Linked DNA regions of Homo sapiens: region 1 is linked to region 2. The links are chromatin loops, found by intact Hi-C in ENCODE. Cell type or tissue: heart left ventricle. All regions are shown on one strand. Links, peaks and the distances in the headings refer to the core of each region. The heading gives the core; the rest is flanking DNA.

The links. A loop is a pair of places that touch in the nucleus more often than their neighbours do. Peaks named below come from ENCODE experiments on the same cell type or tissue, not always from the same donor. Only the 100,000 strongest peaks of a DNase experiment are listed, where the experiment ranks them.
Region 1: it touches region 2 in a loop (2.5-fold over the local background); 4 of 110 quality-filtered maps call a loop at or near these places.

What each region holds. Positions count from the first base shown.
Region 1 is chr13:23,156,784-23,161,783 of GRCh38, reverse strand. It overlaps LOC124903134 (a long non-coding RNA gene), which reads left to right and starts at 2,108. Exons shown (of 2, transcript XR_007063719.1): 1 at 2,108-2,618. It also overlaps a transcript of SGCG not described here. In heart left ventricle, for the core only: a CTCF peak has its summit at 2,351 (motif pointing right); DNase peaks (open chromatin) are centred at 1,201 and 2,351; H3K4me3 peaks cover 1,502 bases; H3K27me3 peaks cover 755 bases.
Region 2 is chr13:22,797,612-22,805,499 of GRCh38, reverse strand. It overlaps the pseudogene LOC124903254 and the pseudogene RPL7AP73. Among named protein-coding and RNA genes, the nearest start is that of LINC00621, 110 kb to the left of the region's middle. In heart left ventricle, for the core only: a CTCF peak has its summit at 3,923 (motif pointing left); no DNase peak of the experiment used is centred there.

The sequences.
Region 1 (5,000 bases), core at 1-5,000, 360 kb before region 2:
TAACTTTAAAAGTTTACTGTAAGATATTTTAACACATGTGGATGGATGCCTGCTTGCTAGTCAATTTGGAAGCATATTGTCATGAAAGGAAGTTTTAATACCAGAGACACTGAACCTGTTAGCAAAAGATTACGTCAACAAAAACGAAGATTTTAGCTTATGTGTACTTTTGGAATAGAATTGTGCAATCTCTTCTTTACAGCTTCTTTACAGTCTGTTCATATCAAAGGAAGAAAAGCATGGGAAGACCCATATTACATTGAAAAATGTAAATACGATTCCATTGCTTTATTAGCACCAATTTACCTGTGTTAAGGAACAGCCAGGAGTATTAGTACATGAATAGTACGGATATACATGGAGCGCCAGCATTACAAAATCCGCCTGTACAATATTATCACTGGATGAGTAGATGTTTCACAGATCAACTGGCTGGTGCCGTGCTAACATTCAGAAACATCAGAATACTCGGTAATGATGTAAGAACAAGCAACTTGCTAACGCTGATGTAACCAAGTGACAGCATGCAAATATGTAAATATTAATTAGTGGTACTTAATGGAGGTAATGAGTATAAGGGTGGTGAGGATCATCAAGTTATTATGTAATCCCATTGAAGACGACAGAGCCCCGCTGCTGCGCTTCAGTTCCCCTCTAAAACCCCCAAGTAACCCCTACGCAACTTTGCACTTGGTGCAGACACTCCGCTTACTCAGTGTTACAGACTCCCCAGCAAGCAACCCAGGGCAAAGTTTTTGGCAAAATCATTTGCAGAGAACCAATTCACTCTGATTCTCTCACACCACACACACGCACACAGGAAGTTATTAAGTCTCATTGCAGAATGAGGATCAGTTAGTGAAGTCTTTGGGCAAAGAAAAGCCAACTGTCTAAATTACATTTTACTCTTGTCCCTGAGCCCCCACAAGGGGGCAGGGGAAGGAAAGTGCTGTCTGGGGCAGAGAAGGCGAGGAGAAAGAGGGCACGGGTGGTGATGGAGTCCTAGGAGGAAGGCTGGAACCGGCATAGGGACGTCTAACAACAGAGGGGTTAGTTTAGGAGGTTGGAGGAGAAGGAAGGGACCCAGGAATTGGGGGAACTGAAGGCGAAGTGGCGGGCCGTGGCTATTCTCTTTACCTGCTGTACTTCTTGGAGTCCCGGGGCGCAAACAGCCGCTGCATTTCCCTTCATTCCCGACGGGATGACACCACAGTCTTCTCCCCAGACAGCGCGGGCCTCTGCTCCGTCCTTCCTCAGCGACCGCAGCGACGACTCTGCTCCAGGGCGGGGGAGCAGCTTCCCAAGCCGCGGGCGCCCACTTCCCCGCCCGGACTCCGGGCGGTGCTGGCCGGGGCGCGCGGGGAGGCGGGGACCAGGGACCCCCCAGGAACTAGCCTGGGCTGCTGCACCGCTGCCAGGGCCGTCCTGCGCCTAGCCGAGCCCAGGGCGCCGCCGGCTGGACGCCCGTCAACTCCCACTGCGCCCGGCCCCCGAGCGCGCCCGGCTGGATCCGGCGCGCCCCTCCGCCCCAGGCGCCGCCAAGTCCCAGCACTATGCGCCCCTCCAGATGTCCGAAAGCGCCTCTCCAGGGCAGCCTATGTCCCTCTGTGTCCTTCCCGCGACGGGCCGGGCCCACCACTCCACACCTCCCGGGTCCTTCCATGTCCATCACCGTGTGCCTCTCCAGCATCCCCCCTCCCCTCCAAGTTCCAACATAGCACTCCTTCACATATTCCCCGCGTCGCTTCAGAGGTTCCTCCAGCCACTGCCCCGCCCCTCCACTTTTCCAGTTTCTCCAGTTCTATCGAGGCGCGCCCCTCCAGCACGTCCCCACCCCTCCACTCCCTCCCCGCGTCCCTGCACTCCCTCCCCGCACCCCTGCACTCCCACTCCGAGCCCCTCTGTGACCAAACACCGCGCCTTTCCAAGCGCTCCTCCTTCGCGCCGCCCCAAGATTCCCCTCCATACCCTGCACTCCTTCCGCACCCACCCACGCACCCCTGCGCGCCTCCACCCGGCGGCCTCTCCACCCTCAGACTCGCCCCCGCGATCCAGCGCGCGGGGCACTGGGCAGGGACATTTCTCGCTCCCACGCGAGTCCTTCGCTGCAGACGCTGGGTGCCTTCTTTCCAACCCAACTACTCCTGCTGAACGCATCTTGGGCTTGGAGCGCGGGACCACAATCTTTACACTTCTGGCCCTCGTCCTTTACTGTCAGAAAGGGTCAGCACCTGAGGAGATTTAGATAGTCCCTCTGGAGGGAGTGGTTCCATTTGCGAGCCTTTAAAAGTCTTGCCACCCAGCCTGTCCCCCGCAAACCCCTTGGGTTTATCACAGTTTACTCACTCTCGCGCAATGCTAGTTCTCCATCCGCCGCTAGGAGGCACCCCGAAGGGTTTGCTGTGGTGAAAACAATGCTGCATGCAGTTTATGCTGCACTTTAGTTAGCTCTTGGAGGCGAGCTGGGAAATAGTGACTGCTGATCCATGGACAAAGAAGCCGCTTTTTACTATGTTCTATTTTCAAGGCCTGAAGAAGTTCTCTGTAGCACATAGTAGTCTGGAGTTGGTTCCTGCCGGTGGGTTCGTGGTCTCAGGAATAAAGCCGGGACCTTCGCGGTGAGTGTCACAGCGCTTTTAGATGGCACGGACCAAAGAGTTGGCGGTACCAAGGTTTATTGTGAAGACCAAAACAACAAACGTTTCACACTGTGAAAGGAGACTCCAGCCAGCATGGGGGGCAACTTTTATTCCCTTATTGTCTCTCCCTCCCCTGCCCCGCCCCCATGTTGCTTTTCTGTCCTACCAGAGTGCCCTTTTTTCAATCCTCCCCATGATTGGCTACTTTTAGAATCCTACTGATTGATGCGTTTTACAGAGCGCCAATTGGTGTGTTTTACAGAGCGCTGCTTGGTGTGTTTTACAGAGGGCTGATTGGTGTGTTTTACAATCCTCTTGTAAGAGAGGAAAGTTCCTCAAGTCCCCACTTCACCCAGGAAGTCCAGCTGGGCTCACCTCTCAATACAGTTTTCTAATTAGTGCTTGTGTATTTAACTCACTTATTTATTCGTTGACATTCTCCGTACACATGCATCACGGGGGAGCATCTTGGTTTTACCAGCTTTGTGTGAATGGTATGGGTATCTGAAGATGTTTGGTGAGTGTGCTAAGGAGGTAAACTTTCAAATATATTCCCGAAAGGATCATGCTGGTGTATTTTATGATTTTTTACAGTAAAAATCTGGTACCATATTTGGGACCAAGTAGAAACATAAAGATGTTGGACCGTTTTAAAATGTTTTTAATGTAACAGAATGGATAACTGCAAGGCAGAAATGTTTACAACTTCTAGATTACACTTTTTAAAAGCAAACTTTTGCAAAGGTAGAAATTGAAACGAGAAAAGCCAATTTTCCAGAAGTGTCCAGTGCAATACTTCTCTAATTACTTCTCTCTCTTATAGTTGATAGACAGTGATAATCATTTTCTAAAAATATCCCCCTCAAGGAGCAAAGGATAAACAAGATGGATATAGAGATATATTATTAAGGGTATATTAATAATTTCCTACATATTTCACAGGCAGCAAATGACAGATATTGTGAATTATTACTCTAAAAATGTCCGTACTAATCAGTAAAGGCTGCAGTTTAATATTTCTGCCAAAGAATTCAAAAGTTATTAATGTGTTTTAATTGCCAAAACTAATCTGATCTCAGAGCCAGAACTTCTCCTTTGTTGGCTTAGAAATAAATTATTAGCAACAGTTTGTGCTGGTGATGACGATCGCAGTGGGGATCTAGAGAACTTATGAGTCCCGTGATAAAAAGCTAAATATATCCGAAGTGGTGTATGAAAACAACCAGGGGTGTGGGCAAGGGATACCATCTCCAGACTGGACCGAACATCTTACCAGTAATAAGAATTTTGAGCAACTCAATACATGTATGTTTATTTATAAGTTATATGCGTTTATGAATTTATTGTATATTTTCTGTGAATGCCAATATATTGTTTATATTGTAAAACAGAAAGATAAATTTTAAAAGGATATATGAAAGTACATATAAATAAGAAAAGCAAGGAGGCTGAGGCAGGAGAATCGCTTGAACCCGGGAGGTGGAAGTTGCAGTGAGGCGAGATGGTGCAACTGCACTTCAGCCTGCGCAATGGAGGGAGACTCCATCTCAGGGGAAAAAAAAAAAATCAAAGAAAAGCACTGGAATGGTGACATGCAGATCTCTCTGTAGATCCTCTCCCCGATGAAACAACTCTACCTGATCGAACTATTTTTATTTTATTTTGAAATTTATTTTTAGCTGTAATGAACTTTATTTTTTAAAATTCTGATGATGTAATTGTTTTTTTTTTTTTTTTTTTTTGAGACGGAGTCTCACTCTGTCGCCCAGGCTGGAGTGCAGTGGCGCGATCTTGGCTCACTGCAAGCTCTGCCTCCTGGGTTCACGCCATTCTCCTGCCGCAGCCTCTGATGATGTAATTTTTAAATTTCAATAGTTATGTGGATGAATTGTAGAGTGGTGAAGTCAGAGGTTTTAGTGCACCCATCACCGAGCCGTATACATTGTACACAATATGTAGTTTTTTATCCCTTGCCCATTTTCTGGCTTCTGAGTCTCCAATGTCCATTCTACCACTCTGCATGCCTTTGTGCACCCATAGCTTAGCTCCCACTTATGAGTGAGAATATACGGTATTTGCTTTTTCATTCCTGAGTGATTTCACTTAAAATAATGGCCTCCAGCTCCATCCAAGTTGCTGCAAAAGACATTTTATTCTTTTTTGTGGATGAGTAGTATTCCATGGCATATATGTACCACATTTTCTTTATCCACTCATCAGTTGATGGGTACTTATGTTAGTTCCATATCTTTGCAATTGTGAATTGTGCTGCAATAAGCATATGCGTGCAAGTGTCTCTTTGATATGGTGACTTCTTTTCCTTTGGAGTAGATACCTAGTAATGGGATTGCTGGATTGAAT
Region 2 (7,888 bases), core at 1,790-6,789:
TATGAAACCACTTTCCTGGACATCTCTGTCCCCATCCAGTTAAAACTGTCCACTCCTCATCTGTGTGTGTCCCTCCACAACAAATGGAATGCCACATGATCACAGCATCTTCAATTATCTTATTCTCATTTATTTATATATTTGTTTATTCTCCATTAATTTTTTTATATTCTTATTCATTTATTCATGTGATGAAATAAAAGTAATTGATAGGAGTCAGCTCTAAGACTTTACTTTGCTTTCAGAATACAAAAAGAAATTTTGAATTTGCCATGTCAATTCTTTTCCCGTCATAGCCTCTGAAAGTCTTGAAGTTAATAGGAGAGGCTATGTAGGTCTACACAATAACATGCTGTGAGACAGTCGAGGGGAGAGAAAGATGAAAGACAGCCATTATTTTCTTTTGCTATATATTCTGTTGCAGTGTCTTCCATTAGCCAAAATCATCCCCAAACAAGAGATCTGGGGAGTGTACATGACGAAATCCACAGAAGATAGTTTTCAACACATAAAGCCTAGAGGGGCAGGGTGGAGAACGGATGTGGATAGGCAGACGGAGAATGCCCCACACAGGACAGCACCCCGTCTACACCCTGGCTAGGAAGGGCACACAGGAGCACTCTCCTGAGTCACATCGATCTCATTTGCATCATTACCTTTTCCTAAATCAACCCCTACAGCCAACCTCCAAGCTTGGGGTGGGCACATTTCCCTGGACATGCAGAGGCTATACTGTAGAAAAGTTAATGCCTGAATAATAAATCAGGGTACTTTTGGAAAGAGAGAGGGATGGATGACAGGTAGTCAAGAACACAAGGTGCCCACCATAGAACTGGGTGCATGAAAGCAAATGATTTTCTTGAATAGAAACATAAATTAGCAACTAATTTACTAGAACACATGCTCTATAAAACTATAGGATTTAAAAGCATGTTAAGACAGAAGGTTAAAAACCCCCCTAATATCTATTCCATGTTTCCTATGTACCTTTAGCATTATGTGTTACATAATTTAATGTCAAGAAGAGCCAGAGAATTGAGATATCTTATCCAAGATCACTCAGCTGGTAAGTGGCAAACCTGGATTTCCATTTCTCAGTTGTTTTTTTTTTTTTTTTTTTTTTTTTTTTTTTTTTTGATATGGAGTTTTGCTCTTGTTGCCCAGGCTGGAGTGCAGTGGCGTGATCTCGGGTCACTGCAACCTCCGCTTCCCTGGTTCAAGCGATTCTCCTGCCTCAGCCTCCCGAATAGGTGGGATTACAGGTGTGTGCCACCAAACCCGGCTAATTTTTTGTATTTTTAGTAGAGATGGGGTTTCACCACGTTGGCTAGGCTGGTCGTGAACTCCTGACCTCAGGTGATCTTGCCTGCCTCAGCCTCCCAAAGTGCTGGGATTACAGACGTGAGCCACAGCGCCCGTCCGTCTTTTTTTCTTTTGAGACGGAGTCTTCCAGTGTCTGACACGGAGTCTCCCTCTGTCGCCAGGCTGGAGTGCAGTGGTGCAATCTCGGCTCACTGCAACCTTCGCCTCCTGGGTTCAAGTGATTCTCCTGCCTCAGCCTCCTGAGTAGCTGGGACTACAGGTGCGTGCCACCATGCCCAGCTAATTTTTGTATTTTTAGTCAAGACGGGATTTCACCATGTTGGCCAGGAAGGTCTTGATCTTCTGACCTCATGATCTGCCTGCCTCGGCTTCTCAAAGTGCTGGGATTACAGTCCTGAGCCACCGTGCCCAGCCTTTATGGTCTTACAGATTGGCAACAGTGTATTAAAAAATTTCCATCATGTCTCTTTATTCCAGAATTTCTCAAAGCTCTTTTTTTTGTTTTTGTTGCTTTGTTTTGAAGGAAAATTTGTATTTTAATTATTTTTATGTACAGAAAACTCGACAGTGTACATTTAACCCAGTTTACTGGCAAGTTCTTTAGCCTTTGCCTTTTTGAGCTTGGCGATACGAGCCACAGACTTGGGACCCAGGACATTGCTGCCTCAGTGACGGCGGATCTCACAGTATCTGTCGTTGTAATTGGTCCTGATGGCTTCCACCAGCTTAGCCAAAGCGCCTTTGTCTTCTGACTTCACTTGTGTGAAGGTGACAGTGGTGTAGGTCTTCCTGTGGACTAGATATTCCAGTCTTGCCTTCCCCTTGATAATGCAGTAAGGGACCCCCATTTTACGACACAGGGCAGGCAAGAAGACAGCCAGCTGGAAGAAAGCATTAGCTGAAGAGTGTATTTTGACTAAAAGCAGTAAATTTCAGAGTTAGCTTGGTAGCAATTGCTCAGGGTTAAAAAGCTCATGGATTTGCACTTCAAAAAGCTCTTAAATAATAATGTTCATTGTGAATCTTTAGGAAGGAGATATGTTAAGTGGGCTTTTCTATACTTTTCTGATCACCAAATCAGTTTTTTTTCTGTGGAAAACGCCCTGATCTCTTCCTGGAGTAGTGCTCTGGAGAGCAGTTTTTGAGACAGTCGTTTAAATGAATCTGGAGAGAACTTTATCCCTTACCTTTCTCATTTAATCACCACCAGAAGCCAATAAGGAAGGCTCATATATATTGATAATATGGCCACAGGTTTAACCCAAATTAAAGTTTCCTGAAGCACAAATATTCCATTTAACTGAACATCAGAGACATATAATTTTAGAGCTATAGTGACAGATGCCCCCTTCCCCGTGATAGCATGTCTTCTGTTATTTTAAATCATAAAATTTGCATTTCTTTCATATAAACTATTGACATTTTCTTGTGTCCCTTTCACAATTTTGCTCCCCCTACCAGAAACAAAACCCAAATACAGAAGCTTTACATTGTTAAAGGAATGTCTATGAGGAAAATAATCAATAGATTATTGGATTATTTCTTTAGAGCCAGTACAGGAAGAGCTGTAATAAGGAGTATTTTCTACACATTTTAATTTGAAGTCATAGCTTTCAAAACTAGCAGTGAATTATTTTGTATGTCTTGAGGGGTAGCTTATATTTATCATATGAGACTGTATTTTTTACATATCATAAAACGTTATTCAGGTAATGCCTTCTGATTAAGCTTGATAAGCACACTGGTAATACCATACTTGACCAAACACAAAGTTTGATCATACAGACACAATTTTGTATTGTCAGGCACTTCAGAAAATGGAGTATGAAGCATATATCACACAATGGAAACACTGGTGCCTATTTTATCTAATTATGATCATTCAAAGGATGAAGAAACTCTAGTATGTTTACTCCTTTGGGGAGTCTGAGCATACAAGCTTTATTTTAGAAACATCATCAGGGTTATAAAAGAGAACATAATTGCACAGTCCAATTTCACTCACACAGACATTGTTCATGTTTTGTATCACTGAAGCAGTATTTTCTGGCTAGTGCATTCTGAAGATGTTGGTGTAAAATAATAGACAATTAGATCTGAAGGTACCCTTAGATATTATTTACTGAGTCGCAGATGAGGAAAGGGGAAAGATAGGCATAAATGTGTATTCAGTAAAAGAATGGCATAATTCTGAAACAATATTCAAAGACACATCAGCAATTCTCAAGATTCATAAATAGGATGAACCTAGACTTTTACACTAAACCTAACTTAAAGTAACAAAACCCACAAATTATTAGCACAAACATCTCATGAGAATCAGCAAATAGATGGCATATGAACTTACCTATGTAAAACATAATTAACATTGAATCACCAGAATCAATTTTTAGCAAAACTGTTTAAAAATTTTTATGTTAGGATGTTTAAAAACACAATTTTAAAATGTTTTCATAATTGATTTTTAAATTCAGAAATAGAATGAAAGAATTTTCCAAATTTGGCTTAAATTATCGTCGCTATTATTTGTCACCCCTGAAATGAGGGATTAATGAAAAAGTGACATATAAAGATTAAGGCAGTACCATGGTGCTCTCTGGTGGCAACATCTTTGTATCTGCTTGAAAAAACAGAAAAAAGACCAGCTAACTTCCAGAGGTAAGACATGCTATAAATAATGATTTTAAAAGACTCTTTCATTCAACAGTATTTGCCTGTAATTTGGTTGTATTTCGTTAAGCATAACCTCATTATTAGAGTCCAGCATACATGTATAAACTGAGAATGTATGGGAAATCCAGTTCTATCTTGGAATTAGAGCTAGACTTCTGTCCATACTTCTGTGCCCTATGACGTGTGTAAATATTAGGAGGCAGGGCATCCATGGGCAGAAGCTGAGGAAGTGAAACCATTGGGAACTAAAATGCGGAAGCTGGGGCTACGGCCATTCCTGAATTTGGTCATCATCTGGGAGGGAAATGGTGTGTGCGTGGCTGGTTACTCAATGAGGAACACATCTAGGAAAAGCATGAGAACATTGGACAGATGATTGCAAAGCAATCCTAGCTCCACAGCCCCCATGCCCAACCATACAAATTTTAAGCTCATAAAAGAATTTCAGGAGCTCAAACAACTCAATAGCAAAAACACAACTTGATCAAAAAAGGGGCAAAGGACATGAACAGACATTTCTCAAAAGAAGACACACAAATAGCCAACAGATATATGAAAAAATGCCCATCGTGAATCATCAGGCAGCTGCAGATAAAACCCACTGTGAGATATTAACTCACACCTCATACTTGTTAGATTGGCTATTGTCAAAAAGACAAAACATAGCAAGTGTTGCCAAGTATATGGAGAAAAGAACCAAAGTACACTGTCAGTGGGAATTTAAATTAGTACAGTCATTATGGAAAACAGTGTGGCAGTTCCTCAAAAAATTAAAAATAGAACCACCATATGATCCAGCAATCTCACTGCTGGGTATATATCCAAAGAAATTGAAATTAGTATGTCAAAGAAATATTTGTACTGCCATGTTCATAGCACAATAGCCAAGATAGGAAAAAAAGTGTCCATTATTGGATGAATGGGTAAAGAAAATGTGGTACACACAATGCAATGGTATTCAGACTTTAAAAAGAAGGTAATTTTGTCATTTGCAACAACATGAATGAAACTGGAAACCATTATGGTAAGTGAAATAAGCCAGCCAAAGACAGACAGATACCACATGGTCTCATTTATATGTGGAATCTAAAACCGTTGAACTCATAGAATCAGAGTAGAATGGTGATTACCAGGGGCTGGAGTAGGGGAGGTTGTGGATGGGGAAAAAAGAGATGTCAGCCAAATGATATAAAGTTTAAGTTGAACAGGAAGGTTAAGTTTCAGTGATGTATTGCACATCCTGGTGACTATAGTTAATAATAATGTTTGCATATTTCAAAATTGCTTAAAGAGAAGATGTTTTAATAATTTCAACTTTTATTTTAGATTCAGGGGTACATGTGCAGGTTTGTTATATGGGCATATTGTGTGATATTAAGGTTTGGGGTATTATTGATCCTGTCACCCAGGTAGTGAGCATAGTACCCAACAGTTAATTATTCAACTCTTCCCCTCTTTTGCCTCCTCCACCAGCAGCAGCCTCCAGTGTCCATTGCTGAACACTTTACATCTGCCAGTACCAAATGTTTAGCTTCCACCTCTAAGTAAGAACGTGTGGTACTTGCTTTTCTGTTCCTACCTTAATCAGCTTAGGATAGTGCCCTCCAGCTGCATCTATGTTGCTGCAAAAAACATGATTTCATTCTTTTTTGTGGCTGTGTAGTATTCCATGGTGTATTTGTACCACATTTTCTTTATTAAATCCACCCTCGATGGACACCTAGGTTGATTCCATGATTTTGCTATTGTGAATAGTGCTGCAATGAACATGTCTGTGATGAACATATGAGAGCCTGTGTCTTTTGGGTAGAACAATTTATTTTCTTTTGGATATATACCCAGTAGTGGGAATCCTGGATTGAATGGTAGCTCTGTTTTAAGTTCTTTGAGAAATCTAAAAGAATAGATTTTAAATGTTCTTACTACAAAAAAAAAAGTAGATGAAGTGTTAATTAGCTTGACAATCATTTCACAGTCTATATTTGTATCTACTTATCTATCTCTTTATCTATCCCTTAAACATCTTGTTCCTCATGTCACCCTACTCCATTCTGTTTGCAATGTGATCATCCCTTTGTGTGGTGGATCTATACTGTATATGCTACCTGCCCGTTGCTGTACAGGAAAAAACATACGGCACGAAGGCTTCAGTGCTACCACAGGTAGCATTCAGGTGTTCATGGTGGTATCCATGTCAAATAAAAGGGAACCGAACCATTTTGCATTCCCACCAGCAATGAATGAGAGTTCCTGTTGTTCCACACCTTCACCAGCATTTGGTGTTGTCAGTATTTTGGATTTTAGTTATTGTAGTATGTGTGTTGTGGTATCTCATTGTTGTGTTAATTTACAATTCCCTAATAACACATGATGTTGAGCATCTTTTCATGGGTTTATGCCTGTTTGCCATCAGTCTATCTTCTTTGGGGAGGTGTCTGTTCAGATCTTTTTCCCATTGCACTTACTTTTTTAGTCACCTTTTCTTGGACATTCTTCTCTTTTGATGAAAATTGTGTTTGTCGAGATTGACCTTCCTGTTTCCCAGAATCTTGCTTACTTTCAGTTTTGAAATTTGTGTAATTTTTCTCGGTGTGATTTTGTTCTTTCTGGAATACATCCTTCAGAAGTTCATTTCATGACATGTCCTCATGACATTTTTTGCAGTTTGTCTGAAAACTATTTATTTCTCTGTTGTTCTTCAATGAGAGTTTAACTGAATACAAATCTCTGGATTTATAGCAGTTCCTTTTAGAACTTGGAAGATGTTATTCTGGTATTTTCTAGCTTATCGTTTTTAGTAGCCATTTTTATAGGTAATTTGGAGTTTAATTTTTGAGGGGAGGGATTTTACAGTTCTAAAATTCGTCTGAAATGGGAGATGTTTGAACATTTATTTCTCTTGGTATTTGTTTTGTTTTTGAAGCTGAGGATTCATTTATTCCATTTAATTTGGAAAACTCTTAGTCATTATATCTTGAAATATTGCTGTACTCCTGTTTCTCAGTTCTTTTATATTAAAGGTTCTGTAAACCATATCCTGGACCTTATTTTGTACTTCATGTGTCTTAACCTCTCCTCCATGTTTTCCATCTCTATCTATGCTGTGCATTACGGTTAGTTTCTTCTACATGTTGTTCAGCTCCTTGTTTCGATCTTCAACAGTGTCTAATTAAGATGCCCACTGTTTACCGAGTTTTAAATTTCAATGGTGATATATTTTACATTGAGATGTTAATTTTGTTTCTTTATAAAATTCTTTATAAAATTTTGCTAATTTTTAATAGCATTTTTCCTTTTCATTTTCCAATTCCAGGTTTTAATCCTTAAATATCTCCTTCTTGAAGTTCAAACAAAAATGTAAACCTCTCACACTGCAACTCCATTGCACTTTCTGTGTATTAAACTTCTCTCTGTTCATTATTGTTGAATCAATTTATGCCCAACAAAATAGGGGCTATAATGTGTTTGTCTCAAAAATAATAACTCAAATACTAATAAAAGCAAGATTCTCCCTGATGCTGGTCATTGATTCTTTCCACAAACATTTGTAGAGATCTACTACATGCCTGGCAGTAAGCTGTGTGAGAATATGAAGTAACCAAGCTCCTTATCCTTAAAGAGCTTAGAGTTAACAAAGGGGAAGTTGTAGAAGTAAAGGCAATAATAAACCAGTTGTGTCAGGAGAATATAGATCTGGCTTTCTTGTTAATTGACTAGCCAAGATAATTATCCCAGATGTATAGTGTTTGTAATATTTTATATATACAAATAAAGGGCTACGAGAACAGAAACCTACATATTTATACTTGCTCAACTGTGGCAGGCATAATGAAAGTGGCTCGTCTCACACCCAGTACAAAGCATATTTCAAAATATGTTGAGCCTAGCAAAG